2 separate regions of the Homo sapiens genome follow, and region 1 is linked to region 2. A link is a contact called in ENCODE Hi-C data. All regions are on one chromosome and are shown on one strand. The core of a region is the stretch at or near the end of the contact, and the rest is flanking DNA. Distances in the headings are between cores, read along the strand shown. Region 1 holds the start of EMID1 (EMI domain containing 1). Region 2 holds the start of PITPNB (phosphatidylinositol transfer protein beta).

Evidence for each region. A loop is a pair of places that touch in the nucleus more often than their neighbours do. Pooled maps may share reads with other maps.
Region 1: a map with no recorded cell type shows a loop between it and region 2 (8-fold over the local background). The contact joins the promoter of EMID1 here to the promoter of PITPNB in region 2. A Hi-C loop is called at or near these places in 6 of 37 single-sample maps with no recorded cell type and 4 of 50 pooled maps.

What each region holds. Positions count from the first base shown.
Region 1 is chr22:29,204,307-29,208,869 of GRCh38, reverse strand. EMID1 (EMI domain containing 1) reads right to left here and starts at 2,974. Exons shown (of 15, transcript NM_133455.4): 1 at 2,731-2,974. The coding sequence starts at 2,831. It overlaps LOC101929638 (a long non-coding RNA gene), which reads left to right and starts at 3,038. Exons shown (of 5, transcript XR_938134.3): 1 at 3,038-3,399; 2 at 3,549-3,710. RefSeq lists silencers at 2,540-2,599, 2,620-2,779, 2,790-2,879.
Region 2 is chr22:27,915,975-27,920,505 of GRCh38, reverse strand. It overlaps PITPNB (phosphatidylinositol transfer protein beta), which reads left to right and starts at 1,250. Exons shown (of 12, transcript NM_012399.5): 1 at 1,250-1,334. The coding sequence starts at 1,315. TTC28-AS1 (TTC28 antisense RNA 1) reads right to left here and starts at 1,130. Exons shown (of 5, transcript NR_026963.1): 1 at 961-1,130. RefSeq lists enhancers at 730-909, 80-1,064, 1,065-2,050 and silencers at 1,220-1,289, 1,480-1,799.

The DNA of each region.
Region 1 (4,563 bases), core at 1,725-4,224, 1.3 Mb before region 2:
GCTAACAGCTATTGTTCATTCCTGTTCCGGGACTGAGGGGCTCAGGCCCAGACATGGGCCCCACACCCAGCAGCTTGGTCCAGGGGCTTCCCTGGGGATTGGGGACACCAGCACAGTACCTTCTTCACAAGGTCTTCCCCTTGGAATAGGGATTATCAGGTTCTGCATTTTACAGAGGGGGAAACAGGCTCCAAGAGAAAGCACCTACCCAGGTCACCCCTGTGGGCATCAGCTGGGATTGCAGCCCCCTAGACAGAGGCTGGGGCAGATCCCCTCCATTTTAGAGCCCTCCATTCTCCCTGATCCTAGGATTTGCCGGAAGGAAGCCGGTGCTGCAGGGGCGAGAGATCTGGGCTGGTGAAGGCTTGAACCCTCAGCTGAAACGCTGAGATGAGTGGTTAAAGGAAGCAGACTCCAGGCTTAGAAGGACCTCAGCGGGGCAGGAAGCAGCCCCAGGGGCAGGGGCAAGCCAAGGCAGCTCTGCATAGCCCTTGGGCACCCTGGTTCCGGGGGTCTCCAAGTGTCACCACCTTCCTGGGGCAAGGGGCGGCCCCCTGGATGCCTTCCCAGGCCACCCCCTCCCCAGGACAAAGCCTCTTTTCTGCGTCTGGTCCCTTGGCTGCCAAGGGGTGCCTGGGGTGCTGGGGTGTGGGTGGCAGGAAGGCTGACAGGGCATGACACCCCCATGCTGTCTCCAGCAACGTGGGGATGGGGCCACAAGTGGAGGTTCTGGTAGCCCACAGACTCCTCAAGCTCCAGGTCCCTACCCCCATGTGACATGATTGATAGCAGGAACCACTGCAGGTGAGGCCCGGTGCTGGTCCTTCCCACGAGGAAAGAAGGAAACTGAGAGCAAAACTGAGACCCATGGCCAGGAAGTGACCCACTTGAGGTCACACATCAAGCCTGTAAGAGCAAGGAATTCTGTCTCCATTCTGTCCAAGGCTGGAGCCCCTAACTCCTAATCATGACTGCAAACCTTTCCTGGTGCCCCCAAGCCGACAACCTCTTTCCCTCTTCCAGCAAGGCTGCTGGAGAGAAAAAGCCACTGGATTTGGAAATCGACTGGTCTGGACTGAGGTGCCACTTGTCCTCTGTAGGCCTCAGCCTCCGTATCTGTACAATGGGTGCAATAGTGTTGCCCACAGGGTTTTTGGGATGCTCAGGCTACTGTGATAGGCTTCTGTCAACACATGGAGTGACAGTCCCCAGTGACCACCAGATACCTGGTTATAGCCATCATCCTGTTCCCACCCAGGAGACCCTGGGAGGTGAGGAGCCCAGGCTGGGAAGCCCTGCCTTGAACTGGCTGCAGGGCGGTCTGGGCCTTAAGCTGTCGCCACCATCATCCTGAGCCTAACAGTGGGATTTCTGAGTTCATAGTCTCTGTCCTCTTAGCATCTGGGATCCTGGCGGCTCACTTCCATGCTCTGGGCAGGTCATGTTCCCTCTCTGAGCCTCATCTTCCTCCTCTATGAAACAGAATCATAAAGAGCATACCTCCAAGCAGCTGGGAGGATTCTGGAGCTGATGAATGCAGGTAACGGAGCCGACTCAGGCTAACTGTTGTCTGCACACAATAGGTGGTGGCTGTAACATCTGCCACACGTCCACCCCTGTCTCAGACAACTGCTCTTCTGGCCTCTGATGCTTCAACCACCTCCGTCCTCCAGCCCTGCCCATGTCAACTGCTCTTGCTAGCCCAGCAGGGGCATGCTGGCCCCTGACCACTGGGAAAGGAGAATTTCTGAAAAGAATTAAAGAATTGAGGCCGTAGGGGGTGGGGGCCGCGCAGGCCTTTGAATGGGATGAAAAGGCCTGGAGAGGCCTGGCTACTCCACATTGTCTGCCTTGGACAACGGCGGCTGGCCTTTAGGAGGGGACCCTCGCTGGGGCTGCAGCCAGGACAGAGGCCAGGACAGGTTCAAACACTGTCATCAAGGATAGAAGGGCAGATTTGCAACCTAGCTCTTCAGTGAATAGCCCATGAGGCTAAAAGATGATGCCAATTCCCTAGGGTCTCAGTTTGCTTAACCGTTGAATGGGGACAGTTTTCCCTACCTCATTCGGTCCTTCAAGGATTGATGAGGACACTATATATAATAATGGGCCCCACCATGTCAGGTTCTGGGAGCTCCTCCGTAAAGGCCAGCAGGGAGGAGGTTCCCCGCCGCTAGGAGAGCAGAAGGAAGACTGTGCTCCCTCTTTTCTCTGTCCAAAATGCCAGGTCCCTGGGGTATCTCCGACACTGACCCACTGGGCTGTGAGACTCCACCCCAGTCCCTCCTCCGAGGGAGATAAATAGCCTGGGTACAAAACAAACAAACAAAAAACAAAACAAAGCAAAAAAACAGGAACAGGGAAAAGGGGAGAGAGGGTCCGAGAAGAGTCGGCTAGGGGGTGTCATAGGCCTTTCCCAAGTGCAGGGGGAGGGGCCCTAGGGACAGGGGAACAGAAGGGCCAGGGCTTCGCCCTCGTTGCGCCCCTTCCCCCTCCTCTCGAGCTCCTGGGTTGAAAGGGAGGGAGTAGGGGAGGCAGCCAGCTCCGACACATGGAGTAGGGGACCCCGCACTCGCGGGAGCCTCAGCCGGACCGCGGGATGGCCGTGTCCCTGCCCTCACCCGGGCTGGGGACTGGATCGCCCTCCAATCCCAGCCCTTCCTGGAGGTGGGGGCGTGTGCGCGCCGGGACCCTCGGCCAGCGGGGTGCAAAGGCGCCGGGAGCTCTTACCTGCGTCCGGAGAACGGAGCTGCCCCGATGCTCCACGCAGCGCCGCCTCCCGGGAGCAGGAGCCCGAGGCAGAGCAGCGCCCAAGCCCGCGGGCCGCCCATGCTGCACCAGGCGCCCTCCGCGCGCGGCCCCTCGCGGTCGCCGCCCCCAGCCTGTCCTCCCCGCCTGCCTGCCCGCGCCGCCAGCCGCCCCGGACGCGCGGAGCCCGGTTTCCAGCTCCGCGGCCGGAGGGCGGGCAGGAGGCGGGCGGGCGGGGGCGGGGGCGCGCGCTCCCGGCCTCGCCCGGCCCCTCTGCGCTGCCCCCCGCCCCCTGCGCCGCCGCTGCCAACCCGGAAGGAGCCCGGAGGGGCCCGGGCGGCCAGGGCGCCCCCGCCAGGAGGCCCGCCAGGTGTCCACCTGAGCCCCACGCCCTGCGCCGCGGGGCCCTTTTGGGGGCGGGGTGCCAGCTCCGAGGTGTCCTCCCACGGGCTGTAGACTGGGAAACTGAGGCCCGGGCCACGGTCCCAGACGCAGCCGGGACCCGAACCCACCTCACCTGAGCGAATGATATCCGGGACTCATCCTTTTTCGACACCTTTGCGGGATCCAGCCCTCCAAGGAAAGCTTCCTGAGCAGTGCGCGCCACGTGTATTGGGCACCTCACCGCGGCCACTTCACATCCTATCTCAGGTGACTCTTCAAGCCACTCTGCTCGAACTGGGCACAATATCCCCATTTTACAGAAGAGAAAACTGAGGCCCAGGCACTCGCAGTCTCCCTAGGAGGAGATCTGGGCTGACCCCATAAGTGCAGAGTCTGTTCTTATTCTCATTTTACAGGTGGAGAAACTAAGCCACAGAAAGGAGCTGTCATTTACCTAAAGCACCGTGGCAGGGGTTTGGCAGAGCCAGGATTTGTACCCAGATCGCCTGACTTCGGAGAGTAACAGCTCTTAACCACAGCACTTCGGTCTATGCCTTGATTTCACCATATGTAACAAGGTAAGAATTGGTGTTGGGTGGTTTCATCTGGGGTACATGGATGGGCTTCTGGAGGAATGGCTCTACATCCCACAAAGGTATATGTAAGCGTAGTGTGTGTGTGCAGGGGTGCATGTGTGTGTCGTATGTGTGTATGATGGATGTGTGTGCATGCTTGATGTGGATTTATGTGCATGTGTGTTATGTGTGTGTCTGTGATAGGAGTGTGTGTTTATAGGGAGAGACCAGAGCTCTCATCAGAGGGGACCCAGACCCCCAATCTCCCAGGGCAGTCTCTAACCCCGCCTTCTGCCTGGATCGATGGGCAGTAGTTAGGCCTGGGCTGGGGAAGCCCTTGCCCAGCTTGGCTACTTCCTGTTATGGCTTGTCCAGACCCACGGTCCCTTCTAGAAACACTCCCCAGAAAGGATCTGCCAGTCACTGGATTGCCCCTCCTGGACTCACCAGGGGCAGGCAGCATAGGCCACCATAGGCAGGCAGGCAGGCAGGACGGGGGATCCATCACCAGTGTGTCCACATAGAGAAAGCTGTTGCCCTGTCCCAAGGGACAGGTAGTGAGAGCTGGGTTCAAACCCTGCCTCTGCTACTTCTGCTCCAGTTAGCTCAGGCAAGTCTTGCCCCTCTCGCAGCCTCAGTGTTTCTTTTGCAGGGAGGACAGTTGTACATTCGTTACAGGAGTGTGGGAAGGATTGAGATATCATGGTAATGGCCTGTCACCCACTCTCCCCTACTTCACATAGTCCCCCAAGGGCTCCCTCTCCCTCCAGCGACATCACCATGGTGCCAATGTTGCCCCCTTGGGGAGCTGTTGCCCTCCTTTTCACGTGAAATTTTGGCACATCTCCTGTGCCAT
Region 2 (4,531 bases), core at 1-2,500:
ATTTTTTTGGAGGCAGCCCTAACTCCACAGATGTATTCCACTATCAGATACACCAGATGTTTATACAAAAATGTTTTCGTGATATTTTAATCGTCTTAATAGCCTTTCAACAGGTTCTCATGGTTCTTAGAAGACAAATTCTTTACTATGGCCTAGTAATCCAGTTGGTCCCAGCTCATTTCCCACCCTCACTTAGGATGTTCTGGCCACATCTGCCCTCTAGCTGATCCTTGAACACCCTAGGCTTACTCCATCCTCGGGTCATATTTCCCTCCAACTGGAATGCCCCTCTCACATCCTAACAGGCTAGGCTCAAACACCGCCTCCTAAGACAGCCCTTGTCTTGAGTCCTCTGCTTCTCCCAGTACTCCACTGTATTCATAGCATAGCACTTCCCCACCACCCCAAATTCTCCCTGCTTTCTTTCCAAGTGAGTTGTCTCCTCTAGACTGTGAGCTTCTTGAGAACAGGGACTGTGTCTGCTTCTAGATGCATCCCCACTGCCTAGAACCGTGTCTGACACAGAGCAAGCCAGCGACCTCCGGGCTGCGGCTTTGAGGCCCACGGCGCTTTCGGTGTAACTGCGCGAACCAACTCCTGAACAGCCCGCTTTCCTGGGTCTCGAGGCCAAGGGCCTCTTTTCTCCCAGAGGGCCTCCGTCGGGAGTGCTGGCCGCTCATCCTGCCGAGTCACAGGTGAGGTTTAGGATTCTCCGCCGCGGTGGACCTCCACGAGACCGCGAAGCAGGTGAACGTCCTCCCGCGGAACCTGAGCTGCCAAGGGCTGGGGAGGGGAACAGAAGCTGGCGTCGGCTGCCTCCAGAACCTGTCAGGAGTCTTTTATGTGGACTATGGAGGTGAGGTGTCGGTCAAGGAGGTGGGCCCTGACTCGGAGCAGTGAGAGAGAGCAGAAAACCAGTCACCGCAAAACGGCTTCCAAAGAACCAACTGGAAAACTCACCGGAAAGCGTAGGCTGCCCAGACGCCCCGAGGGACCAAAGCTGAAGGGAGGAGCCCTCGTAAGCAGACAAGAGTGCGCGCGTCGAGCTTGCGCAGCCGCAGTAGAAGCCGCACGCTCTTCGGCAGGCTGCGCAACCGCAGTGGAGGCCTCGTGTGCCCGGGGTGGGGCACGAAACTGGGCGGAGCTAGGCCCCCTCGCGCGCTGACGCGACTGGTCGCGGCGGAAGGGTGTAAGCACGCAGGCGCGATGGTGGCTCGGGGGGGCAGGGAGGCGGGGCCGCGCAGGCGCTGTGAGAGGCGGTAGCGGCGGCGGCGGCGGTGGTATCGGCGGCAGCTGTGAGGGGGTTCCGGGAAGATGGTGCTGATCAAGGAATTGTGAGTGGGTCTGTGGGCGCGAGCGAGGCCGTGGGACGGCAGTGATGGGAGATTTGTTGATGGAGAAGTGGTAGGATATTCCTAAATCGGAGTCAGCCCTGTGTCAGCCCCTCCCTGCGGGCGCCCCCTCCCTCCCCCGGCCCCTTCGAAGCCCCTCAGCGAGTGCGCCCCTCGGCCCTCCAGGCATTGCCGTGGTAACACGCCCTCTCCCTTCCCCGGGGCGAAGGCGGCTGGGTCCCGGCCCGAGCGCATGGCTCGGGAAGGCGCGGCCGGGAGTTTCCGCTGGGACCCGCCTTCTCCCCAACCCCCCACCCCCAGGCTGGGTCTGGGCCCACCCCCAGGCCCGCCGGTGGGAAGGAGCCGCAGTCCGAGGGTGGGAGAGACACGTTGGTTCTGACTGTGATTTGTCGTCCGGGGTGGAGTCCCCTGGTAACCAGCGGGAGATGGGCTTGCCGGTTGAAGGCAGCCCTCGTGTCAGGACTCGCGGTGGGACGCTGGCGCCTTGAAGTTCGTGGTGGAGCCGGGATTCCGGAAAGCCTCCGCTCTCCTGGGCAGCTCCGCTGACTTGACGGGAGAGCCTTTTCTCTTTTTGGTTTCCGCATGTTTTAAGATGAGGTGACATCCCGGGCCCCACCTACTTTCTTAGAAGTTAACACGTGCTCTGTCAAATGGAGGGATTTCGAGGTGCATCCGACTGGCCAAGTGATTTTGTTGAAAAGTCACGGCTTTTCCTACTGGCAAGGACTGTAAACATTACGGAAATCTGCTTGCCTCTGAATGTTCGTCTGTCACAGCTGGTTCGTGTCGTCAGCATCCTTTGGGCAGCTAGGGAGGTCGAGTATGGCCCATTCGTTGGTTTTCAAATTCTTCATTTTAAATTCTTAGAAATATTTTTGGCTTAATTTAGCTTTTTTCAGACACCTTATTTTTAGTGTTCTTAAACCTCCTTTAAAAAGTCACTGATGCACTTCTCTGAGACTTAATACCTCCCAAAGACTCCCTGTCTCACCCAGAATAAAAGTCAAAGCCTCTGCAACAGCTACAAGGCTTTACACTTTTTTTTCCTGCCCTGATCTCATTTACTACCTTTTCCTTGCCCATTCCATCTTCGCAAGCTTCCTTGCTGTTCCTCTGCTACTCTAGAATAAGTTCAGTTCAAGACCTTTCCACCTGCTTTTGTTCCCTTTGCTTGAAGTGTTCTTCCCTTGGCACACTAACTCACCTTCTTCCAGGTCTTTGCTCAGACGTCACCTTCTCAGGGAATCCCTTTCTGAAGACCTAATTGTAGTTCCCACTATTTGGGGTGGTATTTGTCTTCCCTGCTTTATCGGTCTCCATAGTACTTATCACCATCCAACATGCCAATACAATTTATTATTATTATTTTTCTCCTACTAGTTGTGTTCTCTTTTTACATGTAAGGGCCATGAGTTTGTTTTGCTCACTCTCATATCCCCAGTTTTTAGAATAGTCCCTCGCATGTAATAGGTGCTCAGTAAATATTTGTTAATGAATTGATGAAAAATGATAACTTTGGTCAGTGACAGGGATTTTGAGAAGAGACATTTTGCCTTTTTTTGGTAGAGTGAAAATTCTCAATTAAAGCTTATTTATAGTACTGAATATTGGGTTTATATAAAACTTTTCTTCCAAGTCGTTTATACAGTGTATCAAACAAGTGTTCATTACTCTGACTTCTAGATGATGTGGGTAGATGGGTGGCAGACACTAAAACAAATGGAGAAAATAAGAAGGAAATTGACTTGGACCAAGTTACACAGCAAGTGAGTTGCAGAACTGATTTTAAATAGATCCAGTCATTTTTCTTTCATTGGAGTATTTCCTCCCTCCAAAAGTGTTACAGACACACAGTATTCAGTAGATCCCTTTGACAGTATGTGAGTAGTATGAAGCTAACTCTTGGAAAGCAGTTCCTATTGGGAATTTGCGCACTGTGCTTTTTGCAAACATTTGCTTTCATTATGAAGATTTAAATGTACCCAGATAATGAATGTTGACACGTGCCCAAAGTCTAATTATTTTTCCCAAAGAGTTATAAATTAAGTTTCTTGATGTTAACTCTTCATGTGTATCTCCCCTAGATTTTTTTTCCTCCTAGACTTTTTGAAGGTAGAAGCTGTTTCTTAAGTAATGTCGGTATCTAGCACAGCATCTAGGCCTAACATGCTCTAAAGAATTCAGTGTTGTTCAATGAAAAATTGATACTTCTTACTCTCAAGTCAACTTTCTAAAATTCTTGTTGGTTAGGAGCAATGAATAGCTTATTCCTATGTGAAGATATTGGTAACTAAAATACTTTGGCAAATGTTTGTTGTCTTATAAAATTCTTTTTTATTTTTATGTTTTTTTTTTGAGGCGGAGTCTCTGTTGCCCAGGCTGGAGTGCAGTGGCATGATCTCTGCTCACTGCAACCTCCGCCTCCCAGGTTCAAGCGATTTTCCTGCCTCAGCCTCCCAAGTAGCTGGGACTACAGGCGCACGCCACCATGACCGGCTAAATTTTTTGTATTTTTAGTAGAGACAGGGTTTCACCCTGCTGGCCAGGCTGGTCTGGAACTCATGACCTCAGGTGATCCGCCCACTAAGTGCTGGGATTACAGGTGTGAGTCACCGCACCTGGCCCTCTATTTATTTTTTTATAAGAATTAAAATGTTAGAAATGACTTTCGAGGTGGGCTGTTTCCCTTCAAGTTATTATTTAAGCAGTAGATGAAGTTACCATTAATGTAAAGTCCTGGTTTTAAAGAACTAGTTACTGATTCCATTTGGAAATTATTTTTATGAGGATTTTCAGACATTTGAACATTTTCAACTGGCACTGAAAGTTGAATACTGCTTTTAGAATAACAACAGAAAATCAAAGCCTGTATGTTCCTTTTCCCTTTTACTTGTTAAGCAAATCTTGAAGAAGTTACTTGACTCATTGTTCTGAATGTCTTAATCAGTCACTTTAATTTTTTGAAAGAATTTCCTTGAAAGTGTTCTTAAATAAAAATAGGGATCTTCCTGTTAGTGAGTGTAAAATTACTCAGCAGTGATTCTTTGGTTTTGTGAAACTTAAGGGAAGACTAACTCTTCTTTCTCTATCCCTTCCTTCCATTCCCTCTGCAGTCCATCATCTTGGTTCAGGCCTTTGTGACAGTTCTTGCCTAGCCTCCCAAAAGATAGCTTTCCCCA